Regions from separate parts of the Homo sapiens genome. Here region 2 is linked to region 1. Evidence: chromatin loops called from intact Hi-C (ENCODE). Cell type or tissue: heart left ventricle. All regions are shown on one strand. Each heading gives the region's core, and the rest is flanking DNA. Links, peaks and the distances in the headings are about the cores only.

Evidence for each region. Hi-C counts contacts between places; a loop is a spot of excess contacts. Peaks named below come from ENCODE experiments on the same cell type or tissue, not always from the same donor. Only the 100,000 strongest peaks of a DNase experiment are listed, where the experiment ranks them.
Region 2: a loop joins it to region 1, with 4 times the contacts of the local background. A loop is called at or near these places in 26 of 110 quality-filtered maps.

The regions. Positions count from the first base shown.
Region 1 is chr1:245,994,490-246,001,834 of GRCh38, reverse strand. All of the region lies in intron 5 of SMYD3 (SET and MYND domain containing 3), which reads left to right. Among named protein-coding and RNA genes, the nearest start is that of SMYD3-AS1, 110 kb to the left of the region's middle. In heart left ventricle, for the core only: no CTCF peak of the experiment used is centred there; a DNase peak (open chromatin) is centred at 3,714.
Region 2 is chr1:245,822,390-245,829,734 of GRCh38, reverse strand. All of the region lies in intron 10 of SMYD3 (SET and MYND domain containing 3), which reads left to right. Among named protein-coding and RNA genes, the nearest start is that of SMYD3-AS1, 280 kb to the left of the region's middle. In heart left ventricle, for the core only: a CTCF peak has its summit at 4,454 (motif pointing left); no DNase peak of the experiment used is centred there.

The sequences.
Region 1 (7,345 bases), core at 1,388-6,387:
AGTAGCTGCCAGCTCCCAAAAGGCAGAGCATTGATATTCAAAGAAAGGAACCATCTGTGAATGTTATTTACTGTAGGGTCTGCAATTCTGAAAATTATCAGCCAGGGCAATGACCCCTGTTTGACTATCATTTGTAGTTCAAAAAGAGGATCATGGAAAACATTTAAACTATTTTCTGTCTTCCCCATAAAATGTTAGTCATTTATGTATAGGATTATTATTGTTTCCGTCTTCAAACCACAGCTCGCAGAGCCAGCGACCACATGATGAGAAACAGCCATGCTTCTTAGATTTTGGCAAGGGTGGCTAATGTAAAAACGGCCCATCTCCAAAACATGATGGATGCCACATACCCCATGGTTTCCAGGATGAAGCCAGACACTGTCTCTTCCATAGTACCTGGAGCAAGGAGAAACTTTCAAAAACATCTGCACCCTATAAGGTTGAAGATGGGTTGGCAAGAGGAGGACGTGCTTGTGGGAATCATACTTGTAGGTAGGCAGACGTGTTTGGACTTGCCTGGCATATTTTTCTCCTTGGAGCAATTCATCTTCTCTTGACATAAAACTTTCTCACTAGTCAGAAGCAACACTTTCCGAGATGTCATTTAATTCACACTAACAAATTACAAGGAACTTCAGGTGAATAGGTGGGAAGGCAGCGTTTGGAGCTAGCCCGATAGGATCCTAAATATGGTTCTGTCTGTTGGCCTTAGAGTATCATTTGCATCAGTCTCGTTTCCCTCCTCGTCGGGGGCGCAGGACAGCGGCCTCATTTCGTAAGACTTGAGTGAAGTGGTGTAAATGGGCTGATAATTGGTGGGCTTCTTCTTACCATCACAGAACTTTAGAAATTAAGGAAAACCTTACTCGGACAAAATAAAGCAGTCTCTAAGTTAGCTAGACTTTCGATCTATGTGGAATGTAGAAATGTGATCTTCTGTTTCCAAACACTCCATATGTCATAAGTCAAGATGTGGCTTTAGCAAATACTCACTGATAGATATGTTCTGTTAGATACGTTCTCTGTCTTCCAGCATCTTACAGTTTACTTGACAAGGTGAACTCAGCGAATCACCAGTGATGAGTGTAAGGCTTGTAGGCCTTGTATTTTAGTCTCTGTTATCTTGATTAGTGAGCGCCCTGGAAATGAAACTCCTTAATAACTGTTTTGGCCATGATGCAAAATAAAAGGTCATCATTGAACTGTGTGTATGGTGGTGTCCAGGGGAGGGGGAAACAGAGAGAAGTCCTGTGTGGTCCAAAGGGGCTTTTTAGAGTCTGGAGAAGGTTTGTGTCATTTTTGGTTTAGGGGCATGGTTGATGCTATGGGACATTCTAGAGAGAAATGGAAGGTGGACGCCCCCTGCAGACCACAGCCCTTTCTACCCCAGTGGGAGAGAAGGGAAGGAAGTAATATCCTATCTCCATCTTCACATTCTGTTTTTTTTTCTTCCATGTTCCTTTTTTCTCCTGTCTCCTTTTCCTTTCTCCTTTCTGTTGTCTCTTCCCACCCCTTCTGGGAAGAACAGAAAAAAACCGACACTTATCGGTGCCCTGCCATGTGTCATCATCTTGCCAGCTTAAGGGTAAGAAAGAGGGTGGGGCACAAGGAGCCGAGTAGCTGTGTAGATTTGTCTACAGCCTGGCAGTCACAATGCCTCCATTGAAAACCCAAGCCGCATGATTTATATATCTTATCATCATCACGAATTTTTATTCTGAGAAACTAGGCAAGAGAAAACATCTTCAGTCAACCATTACTGAGTGTAAACTAGGAGTCAAGAACAGTCATAGCCTATCTCATTTAGCTTTCTTAACCCTGTGAAGTAGGTATATTATTCCAATTTTATAAAAGAGGAACTAGGATTCAAAACGTTGAGTGAACTAGCCAGCATGTTCCCTGGTGCCTAGCAGGTACTCATTACATACTCGCTAAATGAAGAAGTAAGCAAAGTAAGTCATTGAGCCAGGATTTTAAAGCAGATTTTATAACCTCGAGTTCCGTGCTCTTTCTGCTTTATTGTTTGTTTTCTGGGAGAGACTTGGGTGAGCCTAAAAGATCAGTAGTATCCTGTACTATTTATGGAACAATTAATATTTGACTTTTGAAATAAGAATGCAGTATGTTGGTTTCATTAGTCTTTATCTCTCTTTCTCTCTCTCTTGCTTTAGGTAGTATATAATTGTTTATACATCCCTATCCTTAAATCCTTTTTCTTTCTTTCTTTTTTTCTTTTTTTGACTCACTCTTAGGTCTTTTATACTGGCAACCAGCTTAGTTGTTTAAAAACATAGATTCCAGGTCAAGAGTTTCTGGGTTTAAATCTAGGTTTTGCCATGTCTTGCTCTGTGATCTTGGGCAAGATACTTAACCTTGCTGGTTTTCAGAATTATTAACTTTAAAATGAGGATAATAATAAAAACCTACATCAAGGGGTTCCCATGAAGGTTATACAAGTTGTTATATGGATAGCACCCAGAACAATTCCTGGCACAGAGTAAATACTATCTACATGCAGTTAATATGGCAGCATTGCTAATGTTATTATTCTGTGTGCTTTTTGCAATCTTCCCCTTTTATTTCTTAAGCTCTTATTTTTTTTTTATTTCCACCTTGTTTTCTTCTTTATAGTTTGGTTTCATGTTTGGTTGTTTTTGTGGGTTTTTTTTGGTGGTAAAATATATCTAACATAAAGTTTGTGATTTGAATGATCTCTGAGTGTATAATTCAGTGATATTAATTACATCCACAGTCTTGTGCACCATATCTATTTCTAAGTTTTTCCTTACCTCAGAGAAATTCCTACCCCGTGAAGCGACAATCATCCACTCCCCTTTCACCTCAACCCTGGACACCACCAATCTGTTTTGCGTCTCTGTGAGTTTGACTACTCTCAGAACCTCTCGTAAGTGGAATCACACAGTATTTGTCCTTTTGTGTCTGGCTTCTTCCACTTAACATAATCTCTTCAAGGTTTGTCTGTGCCGTAGCATTATTAGAATTCCTTTCCTTTTTACGGCAAAATATTATTTTCTGTCTACACCACATTTTTTCTGTTCATCTGATGACGGACCCTTGGGATGTTTCCACTTTTTGGAAATTGAATAATGTTCGATGAACATTGGTGGGCAAGTATCTGTTGAGTCGCTGCTTTCGTTTGCTTTGGGCATATACCGAGAAGCAGAATTGCTAGATCGTTTGGTAGTTTAACTTTTTCAGGAGCATCCAGACTGCTTTCCACAGCAGCTGCAGGAGTTTGCATCCCCACCAGCAATGCACGAGGATTCCAGTTTCTCTACATCCTCACCAATATTTACTTTTCATTTCTTTTGTAATAGCCCTCCTAATGGGATGGGCATGTGGTTGTCACATGGAAATATTGGCTAGTAAATAAAAGGAGGAAAAATTGAAAATTGAAGAATCAAACGGTGCTTCAGACATGAGTCCCTAGTCAGGTCACTGACTTAGAATTATTTATTCAGCAAGAATCATGTCTCTGTAGGAGCTATCACGTTCCAAAACCTCTGGGAGCTCAGAAAATGAAGTTTCATTGTACTCTTTACCCAGGGTTAAAGATCTCCATTCCCTCCCCAAGGGTGGGTAAGAGATGAGTGGGGTGCCACCGAAGCAGGGGCTGATAGCAGGAAGATACTTCCTTATCTTTATTTCTTTTGATGAAGCACTGTGAGCCAAGCCTCAGAGGAGCCAGCCTGTGACTGTACATTTTGGAATCTGTCTGCTCACAGGTGTTGGCAGGCCCTGGTCCTGGTCCAGCACAGCGTTTTCCCTGGAGGAATGCCATGCTTTGAATTTCCTTGTCTACAGACTGTGTTATTGTCCAGCCTCTCAGTGGGATCAGAAAGAGGTTGGTTTGTCTGGCAATTGCCAGAACAGTGCCTATCCGTGACCTCTTGTCTGAGCATCTGCCAGAGAAAGCTGTGATCTCTCCAGGGAAGTGTAGGGCTTGAAGACACACTTAGCAATGGCTGATCTTTCTCCCAGCAGTTCTGATCACTCCCTGACCATCCTCACATCCTGCCTTTGTCCTTCCCCCTTTGTCCTAAAGTGCTGTCCGCTGCCGTGACTGTGTCTTGTTTCCCTGGTGGTGGTGGAGGTGCTGAGGTCTGGGGAAGGGTTGGGAATCACGATGGTGGGTGCAGGGCTTGCTCCTCTGTGTAACTGCATAGCCTGCTGGCCTGGAGAAAGTCCTTTCCTGCACAGCACTGCCTCTCACCACCCTACCCCAGCCAGCCAGCCCACATCTTGGTTTTCCTCAGGGGAGATAATCCCTGCCACTGCTGATTCACGGCTCCAAGGAAGTGAAATCATGTGAGGTGAAACTGCATTGCTAGCCAAAAAAATAGTTTTTCTTAATAATGTCTATCAGAAGCATGTTGAGGAGGAAGGATGTCTTCTGTGTCTCCCAGCAGCAAGCGTGCTGAAATAGCAGCTCAGTAGATGCTCAATGAATTCCAGTTGAAAGAAAGATGCTCGTACTTCTGATTTCACAATGAAGTTGATTTTCTGGGGATCACTCCCCAGTTGACATCCCCCCTGTCTGAGAGTAACACTCAGTTGCTTTGACTGTCTTTTAACAAATTGATCTTTTTCTCCTGTTCCTTTTGCTTCTCTCCCTAAAGGGGTTCCCCATATTTGGCATCATTAAATAAATTCATTAAGTGTCCCGTCGTGTAGGGCCAGTGTTTCATTTCGTTAATTAAAATCCATGCCCTGAACTGAGTTCGGAAGCCCTAAGAGCCAGAGCAGACTGCGAGGCACCTGCGGAAAAACGCAGCATATGCGCATACCCTAGACACAGACGTCATGGTGTTCCGCACCAGCGACGTCGCCTCAGTGCCAATTCATAAATCAGAACTTCTCTGAGATGCAGGTCATGTTCTGGGGCCGACTTCTTCATGGAAAGCACAGAGGCATCTTGCTAAAGAAGAGGAGGAGATGGAGGAAGTGTAAAGCTGGGGCTGGTAAATAAGTCCCTCTCCCTCCCCCACGTTCCCCTCCCATAGGCTTTGAACTTTCTGTGTTTCTGTAGGTGTCCCTAGTTTGGATGGGGACACTGGAAAGCTAGCCAGCTCTTGTTCTGTTGTTGCACTTCATTTGTTTTGGGCTTTTAAATACTGGGCTTGGCTTTATTTGTTGGAGTTACGCCTCTACTTTGCATTTCATAGGTGAAGTTAGAGGCAGTATTGTGTCTTCTGTGAGTTAACATTCACCAGATAGTTACTGAATTTTTACTCTGTGCCTAGTAGTCTTCTAGGCTCTGGGAATGCATTAGGTAACTTGATAGATGTGGTCCTGGCCTAATGAGTATGTGTCTATTTGTTCAGTTTTCAAGGGGTTAGAGCACAGTGTTTAAAATAACACCTGTATCATGAATTCTATTCTATATAAACCCATTAGCATTGCATGGAGAAAAGGTCCATTCATCACAACACATTATACCCCTAATCCCAGCCCACTGGTTGGCAGGTGTGTGCCATTGATCTCAAGAGTCTAGGGAAGTTATGAGCTGCCCTGGACAATTTGTCACCCATCAGCCAACAGCTTTTTATTTAGCATCCTCTATGTGGCTAGCAACATATAGAAAATCGTTTCAGAATTTATGCCCTGCCAATGCTCTTTTCATTAGAGCAGCACAATCTGTGGTCTTTTTAGTCAGAGAAGATGGCTTCTCTATATGTATTTATGAAATTAAACAAGAAACATTTCTTCCATTGGGCATTCGTTGTTAACTGCCAGGAGGATTTTAGGTGTTGGGAAGTTAAATATTATAATGGGTATAAAACTCAGTCCCCAAACTCTAATGTGCCAAAAATAACATTTCATTTTTTTTTCTATACATCTGCCCAATTTCTGGCTGATTGTCTTTCCACTGGTGTGGTGGAAAACTTCATCTCCCTTCTCAGGGTTCTGGGCTCATCCCCAGGACCAAGCTGTTAGGGGCATGGCTCTCTTGGCCTGCCCCCTGTGCATGTCTATTGGCTCTCTGATGCATCCTTGCCACACATAGGACTCAGGAGTTGCATGTGTCTCTGTCTATCCAAATCCCCCTCCTGGGGAAGTTGTGCTTCTGGGTGGCAGCCCTGCTTAGAACTGGGGCCTAGGCCCCTGCTCCGTCAGCCCTGCAGGCTGCATTAGTCTCTCCCCCACCCCCTACTGCATCCCAGATTTTGCAGATGGTTTCTGCTTTCTCTACTGCCACATGCCTCCCCTGAGGCACTGAGCAGAGTCTGATCTGTGGGAGAAAAAGAAAGGCAATGCAAAGAGAAGAGCACAAATTGATATCTTGAAATATCATCCAGCCCTACAGTTCATAATTGTATCATCTGTAAATATTTACCAAACACGTTGGCATAAATTACCTGTTTAATCCTTATAGCACCCTCAGGCATTTGTTACTGTTCTCCATTTCTCAGGTGTATAAACAGACTTAGGCTAAATACTTGTCATATGGGTGGACGTCGTAATCAACAAATGAATTAATGCGGAATTCAGGGTTTGGACCTAGTTGTTTCTACTCTAGTCCCATGACTTCCGTGTAGCACAGGGCTGCTTCTCAGGTTGTCCTGAGGCTTATGAAGCCACCTGTGATATGTAACTTTAACAAGCATGACAATTTGTTTACTGGACATTAGAAACTTCTAGGTAAGTGGTGTTTTATTTATTCATGTGTCTTAATCATTCCATTTCTTCGAAGGTTAGATTTTCTTTTTCTTTTTTTTGAGACGGAGTCTTGCTCTGTCACCAGGCTGGAGTGCAGTGGCGCAATCTCGGCTCACTGCAAGCTCCACCTCCCGGGTAGCTTGGACTACAGGCGCATGCCACCACCCTCAGCTAATTTTTATATTTTTAGTAGAGACAGGGTTTCACCATGTTGGCCAGGATGGTCTCAATCTCTTGACCTTGTGATCCACCCACCTCGGCCTCCCAAAGTGCTGGAATTACAGGCGTGAGCCACTGCGCCCAGCCGAAGGTTAGATTTTACCTGTGTCCTTTTTACAGCTTTTTTTTTTTAAGTTTCTTCATCTCTTACTTTCTCAGTCTCACTTCATACCACCTAGTACTGTGATCCGCACATAGATGGATAATGAGAGGGAAGTGAGTGGTAAATTAAACATATGCTCTTAACTAAGGCATAAAAAGTCATTTTATGAGAAGGCCCTCCCCTATTTCTGAAATGAGGCAAGCAAAGGCCTCATGGAAGTAGAACTTTCCTCCTAAATGTGGGAGATGACCAGAGTGGTGAGGAAAATGCTTGGAGTCCCCAGCTCCTTGATGTCCCGGGAGAAAATGCTTATTTCAGAGGGTGAGGGCATCCAAAGTG
Region 2 (7,345 bases), core at 1,435-6,434, 170 kb after region 1:
GCTCTTTCTACTTTTTAGCTATTAAGAATAATGCTGTGAACATGTGTGCACAAGTTTTTATATAGAAATATATTTTAATTTTTTTCAAGTGTATATCTAGAGTGGAATTACCAGATCATATGGTAAGTATGCAATTAATATTTTGAGGAACTGCCAAACTGCTTTCCAAAGTGGGTGCATAATTTTACATTCCCACCAGTAATATATGAGAGTAATACGGAGAGTACCTCTCCATATCTTTGCTACCACTTGTTATTACATGTCTTCTTGATTTTAGCCATTTTAGTGGATGGGCGGTAGTATCTCACTGTGGTTTCAATTTGAATTTGCCTGTTGTCTCATCCGTGAAAGGGCCCTAGTGTGGAACCTCAGGAGAATGGAAACTCCCCCTGCTGTGTTTAATCTTATATCCCTAGGGCCTAGAATAGTGCCCAGTGTACAATAGGCTCCCAATAAATACTTGTTGATTGATTAAATATTCAATACTTCCATTATTTAATCCCTAGAATTAAGTTAGCTTCTTATAGGTTAGTTATAAGGTGTTCTGAAACCATATAAGTGAACTTTTCATACTATCTCACATTAAAATCTGTTGACCTATCTTAAAAAAAAAAAAGTGATTGTCTTCCTTCTGGAGGGCAGTACAGAAAAAAAAAAAAAAAAGCCAGGCTAAGAAGGTGAAGAGGACAACTCTTGGGTAAGTGTGAGTTAGTAAGTAGAATCAGAAAAACTGGCCGGGCGTGGTGGCTCATGCCTCTAACCCCAGCACTTTGGGAGGCCGAGTCAGGCAGATCACCTGGGGTCAGGAGTTCGAGACCAGCCTGGCCAACATGGCGAAACCCCATCTCTACTAAAAATACAAAGATTAGCTGGGCGTGGGGGCTCATGCCTGTAATCCCAGTTACTTGGGAGGCTGAGGCACAAGAAATGCTTGAACCCGGGAAGCGGAGGTTGCAGTGAGCCCGAGATCATGCCACTGCACTCCAGCCTGGGCGACATGAGACCCTGTCTCAAAAAAAAAAAAATCAGAAAAACTGACATCCATGTCCTAATATGTATCAGAAGCCTCTTCTATCTGCATCAGGTTTTCTCCAAAGATTTACATCTTACTGGGATAAAAATGTGTACATGTACCCAAACATTACACCATGCCCTATAAATTTGTACAATTATTATTTGTCTATTAAACATACAATAAAACTTTTAAAATGTCAAAAAATAAGCACATAATGACCTATCATCAAAAAAAAATAATGTGTTCAAGTGTTTCATTAACTATAAAATGCTTCAGAGGTGTATGACTTCCTTTCTTTTTATTGGAAAGGGACATGTAGATGGCTCTAACAATACAGCAAACCTGCAAATGAGGTGAATCTATATTTTCTAGAAGGTGTCATTTCATTTTCAAGGTACTGAAGAACCAGATATCCTTTAATAATGTTAATTTATTGAAGAATTTTGAGGTTATAAAATGTTAATGCACCTCTCTAGTCTTTCACACTTTACTCTGGAGAGAATTGCATTTTCCCTGGCCCGTCTTAAGGAGCAAGCAATATTGAGGTGGGAGGGGACAGAGGGAGAAGGACAGAGTGTCTTTATTTAATATGTGGATAAAGACTAGGAATTTGCATTGCTTTTTATTCCTTTCTTTCTGTTCAGTATTCCTTTTCATCTTTTTTTCCCTATGGAAATAAAAAGGTAGTACTTTCATATCTCCTTAAAATGACTAAATGTAGAATTTAACCTTTCTTTCCTCGTGTCTGCCCACTTCAGGCTTTAGGGCACAACTCTGTGCTGCAAAATGATAAAGAATCCTGGTTAGATGGGCTCAGCAGCAGGAGAGGACAGATTAGAAGACAGAAGACTGGGTTCTGGACTCGGCTCCTCATTAATTAGCTCTGTAACCACATGAGTGACCTCACATCTCTGGGTCTCAGTTTCTCACCTGGAAAATAAGTGTGATAAGGCAGGGCCCACCCAGCTCTTAGATTGCATAAATTTATGGCATAGCCAGTCAAAAAGCATTCATCAAGTGCCCTGCCAAATTCCAGGACACTCTTAGGTGGTGGGATGGGAAGGGGAACACACTTTCCTCCTTGGAAGATCATAGAGTAGGACATGATGCTGCTATGAGAGTGTGTGTCCAACCGAATTCAGCCAGCAGAGCAAAGGAGAAGCGAAATACCGGGAGTGCGTGTGGGAGGATTTTACTGTCTGGAAGAAGTGAGCCTTGAGCTGCATCTTGAGGAAACCATGGGATGTGGATTGGGGGAGAGGTCACGTGGGCCGGAGGCAAGTGGAATGGAGCAGAGAGCCCTGGGCCAGGCATCGTGAGTTCGAGGCATCACCCCAGCTCTGTAGCTAATGGGCAGCGCAGCCACAGGTGTCACCTCATGTATCTGGGCCTCAGTGTCGCTCTCTGTTGTGTTGATCATCTCTAAGGCTCACTGGAAGGCAGTAAAGATTAGTGACTGACAACAGGCTGTAGAGTCAGAGGGAGCTGGGGAAGGTCAGAGGTCCAGATTGCTGCACTTGGAAGCAGTGTGGCCTTGAACGTGCCGTTTAATCTCCCTGGGCCTCAACTTTCTCATCTACAGATCACAGTCATAACCCTGAAGTTTCTGTGAAAACGTGTGAGAGGCTCCGTTAGCGCAGTGTGAGTGCTCAACAGGTAGCAGCGGTGGCTGTCATTGTATTAAAGCTCTTCCGAGAGTGAAGCTGAATTAAAGGAGTGATATGGTTAGGTTTTGTGTCCCCACCCAAATCTCATCTTGAATTATAATCCCCATAATCCCCATGTGTCAAGGAAGAGACTGGGTGGTGGTAGTTGGATCATGGGGGCAGTTTGCTCCATGCTCTTCTCATGATAGTGAGTGAGTTCTCTTGAGATCTGATGGTTTTGTAAGCGTTTGGTAGTTCCTCCTGCATTCATTCTCCTTCCTGCCGCCCTGTGAGGAAGCTGCCTTGCTTCCACTTCGCCTTCACCTTTGCCGTGATCTTAAGTTTCCTGAGGCCTCCCCAGCCATGCGGAACTGTGAGTCAATTAAACCCCTTTCCCTTATAAATTACACAGTCTCAGGCAGTTCTTCATAGCAGTGTGAAAACGAACTAATATAAGGAGAGAGTTTTAAGGAAGCAACTTGATGAAATGGGTCATTTAAGAAACTTGGCGTGGGAAATAAAATGTAGTGTTTCCAGCCTTAATAAACAAGGAAATTTTGGCTGGATGCAGCGGCTCATGGCTGTAATCCTAGCACTTTGGGAGGCTGAGGCAGGAGGATCGCTTGAGCCCAGGAGTTTGAGACCAGCCTGGGCAACATAGTGAGACCCCTTCTCTATTTAAAAACCAAAACAAAACAAAAACAAGGAAATCCTGTCACATGCTACAACATGGATGAAGCTTGCAGACACTACGCTAAGTGAAGTCAGCCACAAAAAGATAAACACTATTTGATTCCAGTTATATGAAGTATCTAAAGCAGGCAAATTCAACGTAAAAAGGTGGTTGCCAGAGACTGGAGGGAGGAGAAATGGGGAATTGTTCAATGGGTATAGAGTTTCAGTTTTGCAAGATGAAAAAGTTCTGGATGACTGTTATACAACAGTGTGAATATACTTAATAGTACTGAACTGTACACCTTAAAACCTAGTGGCACAAATACATGATGCATATTCTTCCATTTTTATTTAACAAATATTTAATTAAATACAACATAGAAAGCAGATGCTAGGTACTAGATGTAGGAGCAGAGATAGATGATTAAGGCAGAGGAGGTCTTTGCCTTCATAGGAAGGTCGTTTAGGAGAAAATGACGTGGAGTTTTCGTAGAGTGACTTCAATTCTAGACCCAGATACGTCATTACTCAGGCAGTGACCTTGGGCAAGTTACTTAATTCTTCTAAACTTTAGATTTCTGTAGATGTAAAATAGGAATAATTAGTATCTGTCTCACAGATTGTCATAGGAATTAAAGAAAAATGTATTTAGAATAATGACACATGTTCAGCATGCTCAGTGAAGTTCTGTTTCTTGCTGTGCTCATCAATTCCTCTCTCACAGGGGCTTCCAGACTCATGGAACAGGTAGGAGAAAGCCCTACCCACAACAAAGCCCACAAAGGCATTTTTAAAAGCTGAACAGAGAGGGGGACAAGATGCCCAGGGAGGGCCACGCATGGCCTCGGCCCGCCTAGTGAGCCCCTTCCAGCCTGAAGACACAGAAGCCCTCCGCCCACCTAGTGAGCCCCTTTCCAGCCTGAAGACAGAGAAGCAGGCCAGATAGAGGGGCCGCCTGTCAATCTCATCCCAGGTGGAGGGGCCGCTTGCCAATCTCATCCCAGTAACTTCCCCCGTAGTAGTTTCCTCTAGATATGAGACTCAGGAACAACTGAAGAGGGACTTAAACCACAAGCCGAAGGTGTGGAGCCATCTAGAGGAGCTTGTTGGGAGCCGTTGTGGGTTTCCAAATCTAAGAGAACGTAGGGAGATGGAAAAAGCTTCCCAAGAGTGATGGCTGACACACGCTGGCAAAGATTACAGGGAGAGGTGGTGGAATTTCTTCCTTTAATGTCTGTCTTAAGGCAAAGCTGCATTCTCACGTGTCTGGGTGGCTGTTATGGGGTCTACTCTGAGAGTAACACGTCCATTCCTGCTGAGCTCTTGGCGAGTTTACATTTTCCTGTTTTGTTTTGGTTTTTTTCTTTTGAGACAGAGTCTTGTTCTGTTGCCCAGGCTGGAGTGCAGTGGCACGATCTCGGCTGACTGCAACCTCTGCCTCTCGGGTTCAAGCAATTTTCCTGCTTCAGCCTCCTGAGTAGCTGGGATTGCAGGTACACGCCGCCACACCCGACTAATTTTTTTTTTTGTTTTTTTTTTTTTGAGACGGAGTTTCGTTCTTGTTGCCCAGGCTGGAGTGCAATGGTGCGATCTCGGCCCACTGCAACCTCCATCTCCTGGGTTCAAGCAATTCTCCCGCCTCAGCCGCCCAAGTAGCTGGGACTACAGGCATGCACCACCACACCTGGCTAATTTTTGTATTTTTAGTAGAAACAGGGTTTCTCCATGTTGATCAGGCTGGTCTCCAACTCCCAACCTCAGGTGATCCGCCTGCCTTGACGTCCCAAAGTGCTGGGATTACAGGCGTGAGCCAACGTGCCTGGCTGCTAATTTTTATATTTTTAGTAGAGTTGGGGGTTTCACCATGTTGGCCAGGCTGGTCTCGAACTCCTGACCTCAAGTGATCCACCCGCCTTGGCCTCCCAAAGTGCTGGGATTACAGGCGTGAGCCACTGCGCCCGGCCTGAGTTTTCATTTTCAAAGATTACTTAGTACTTGGCTTGGTTGAGAAAACAATGCCTTCCTTTCATGTGTCGTTTCATCCAATCATCGATCCATTCATGTATACAGCTAACCTTTAGTGGGTGCCCAGTATGGAAAAGATACTTAGCTACAAAGCATCTCTTCCTTCGTGTCATTTGCCTAAATGGCAACCTATATTTTGGTCATCCTCCAACTGTGTGCAAAGATAATTTTGAGGGAACACCTCTATGCCAAGCTTGTGCAGGGTACCGCTGTTTCCCTACTTTGGGGAAGATTGCTAGATGGCATGGCCCTGATGCTTTCAGACACCCCAAGTAGCTGTGACTGAAGGGGGCAGAAGCCACAACTCTCCAGTCGTGAGTAGGGGAGGAAGCTGGTATGTAACAAAAAATGTGACCCTGGACCTTTGGGTCCTTAAGAGTCCAGAGCTGACATCTGCTGTCATTCTGGCCATGCCCTGCCCTGCGTGCGGTGCCTTCGGGAGCACGTGGGTCTCCCTGGTGCAGTCAGCTCTGGAAGTAAAACCTGGGAACTTTGCCCACCCCATAGTACCTGATACCCTGCCAGAGTTTTTGGTATAGTGCAGTTTTATCCTGGAGCAAGTTTGGTACTAAATCAGAGAAGTGCTTCCAATTTTCTTTCCTCATTTGGCGGTCTCACTGTTTTGCCTGTCCTCTCTTCTGCCCAATGAGAGAGCAGAAATCTCTACTTAAAGGCTTCCCTGAACGGTTGCCCAACAACTGAATTGAACGACTTGTGGGAAAAACAGATGAGAGAGAGTCAACAAGGTGGAAGTTGGAACTGTGAGAGCTTCTTGAATGAGTATCTGTGAATATTGTCCATATGGCTGAATTTGGTAAATCCTGCTGAGACTGTTGACATGAATGGGAGCTTTGCCTGAACAATGCATTTGGCCCAGGAAATCGCAGTAGTGCGCGGCGCTGACTTCAGATGTTTGGGGTTAAAGGAGGATGTGCCCTTCTTTCATTTCATCGCCTTCCCAAGGTGCACTTCTCCAGGGACGGATGCCTGGAGCCTTAGAAAAGAGAGAGAGAGAGCGAGAGCGAGCAAGCACGAGCGCGCGTGTGTGTGTGCACACGCACGTGTGGCAGAGAGCAAGAAAGCTTGGGGGAAGGGCAGAGAAGCAGGGACAGAGAAGGAGAAATGGATTTTGCAATCGTCCTGAACAATGTAGAAGAGATGAATCAGGTCCTCTAAATGCCATTCCTGTTACTGGTCACATTCCTTTTGTACTTTTTTATCCAGCTCTATTCCTCTGAAGCCAATGGCCTCTATCTTACTATATTTCACACCAAAGAACTGAGCACTCCCTCGTCAGGGCCCTTGTGCCTGTGGGAGGCAGAAAAAGAATGTCATAATTAGGGAGGCAGAGACTGAAAATCCCTTTGCTAGCACAGTGTCTGAGCACTTTGCCTCACCCATTCAGGACTGACAAGAACACGAGCAGGGGACATGTCTTCTTACCATGATCAAATTCTATTTATTAAGGACTCACTTGGATGCAGCCCTGTTCTAGTAGAGATTTGAAGAGAGTCTTTCCTAGGAAGATTTTTTTAAAAGAGGCTTATAACACATGTAAAAATGTCTTTTGATCACGGAGTTAAGAGGAACTATGGAGAGCCAAGTACAAAGTGGGCCCAGTGAAAGGGCCCCACTAGAGTCACTGGATGAGAGGTTGGTGGGATTGCTGCAGAGAATGGTAAGTGAGGCTTCACCCTCAGCGGAGGAAGTTAGCATCGTGCAAAGGATACCATAAGATGGTGTCAGCAGTAAAACAGCCGAGCTCCTCAGACTGAGGCAGCAACTAGAGGCATGCTGGCGGTGGCTTTTTTTTTTTTTCTTTTATTATTATACTTTAAGTTTTAGGGTACATGTGCACATTGTGCAGGTTAGTTACATATGTATACATGTGCCATGCTGGTGTGCTGCACCCACTAACTCGTCATCTAGCATTAGGTATATCTCCCAGTGCTATCCCTCCCCCCTCCCCCTACCCCACAACAGT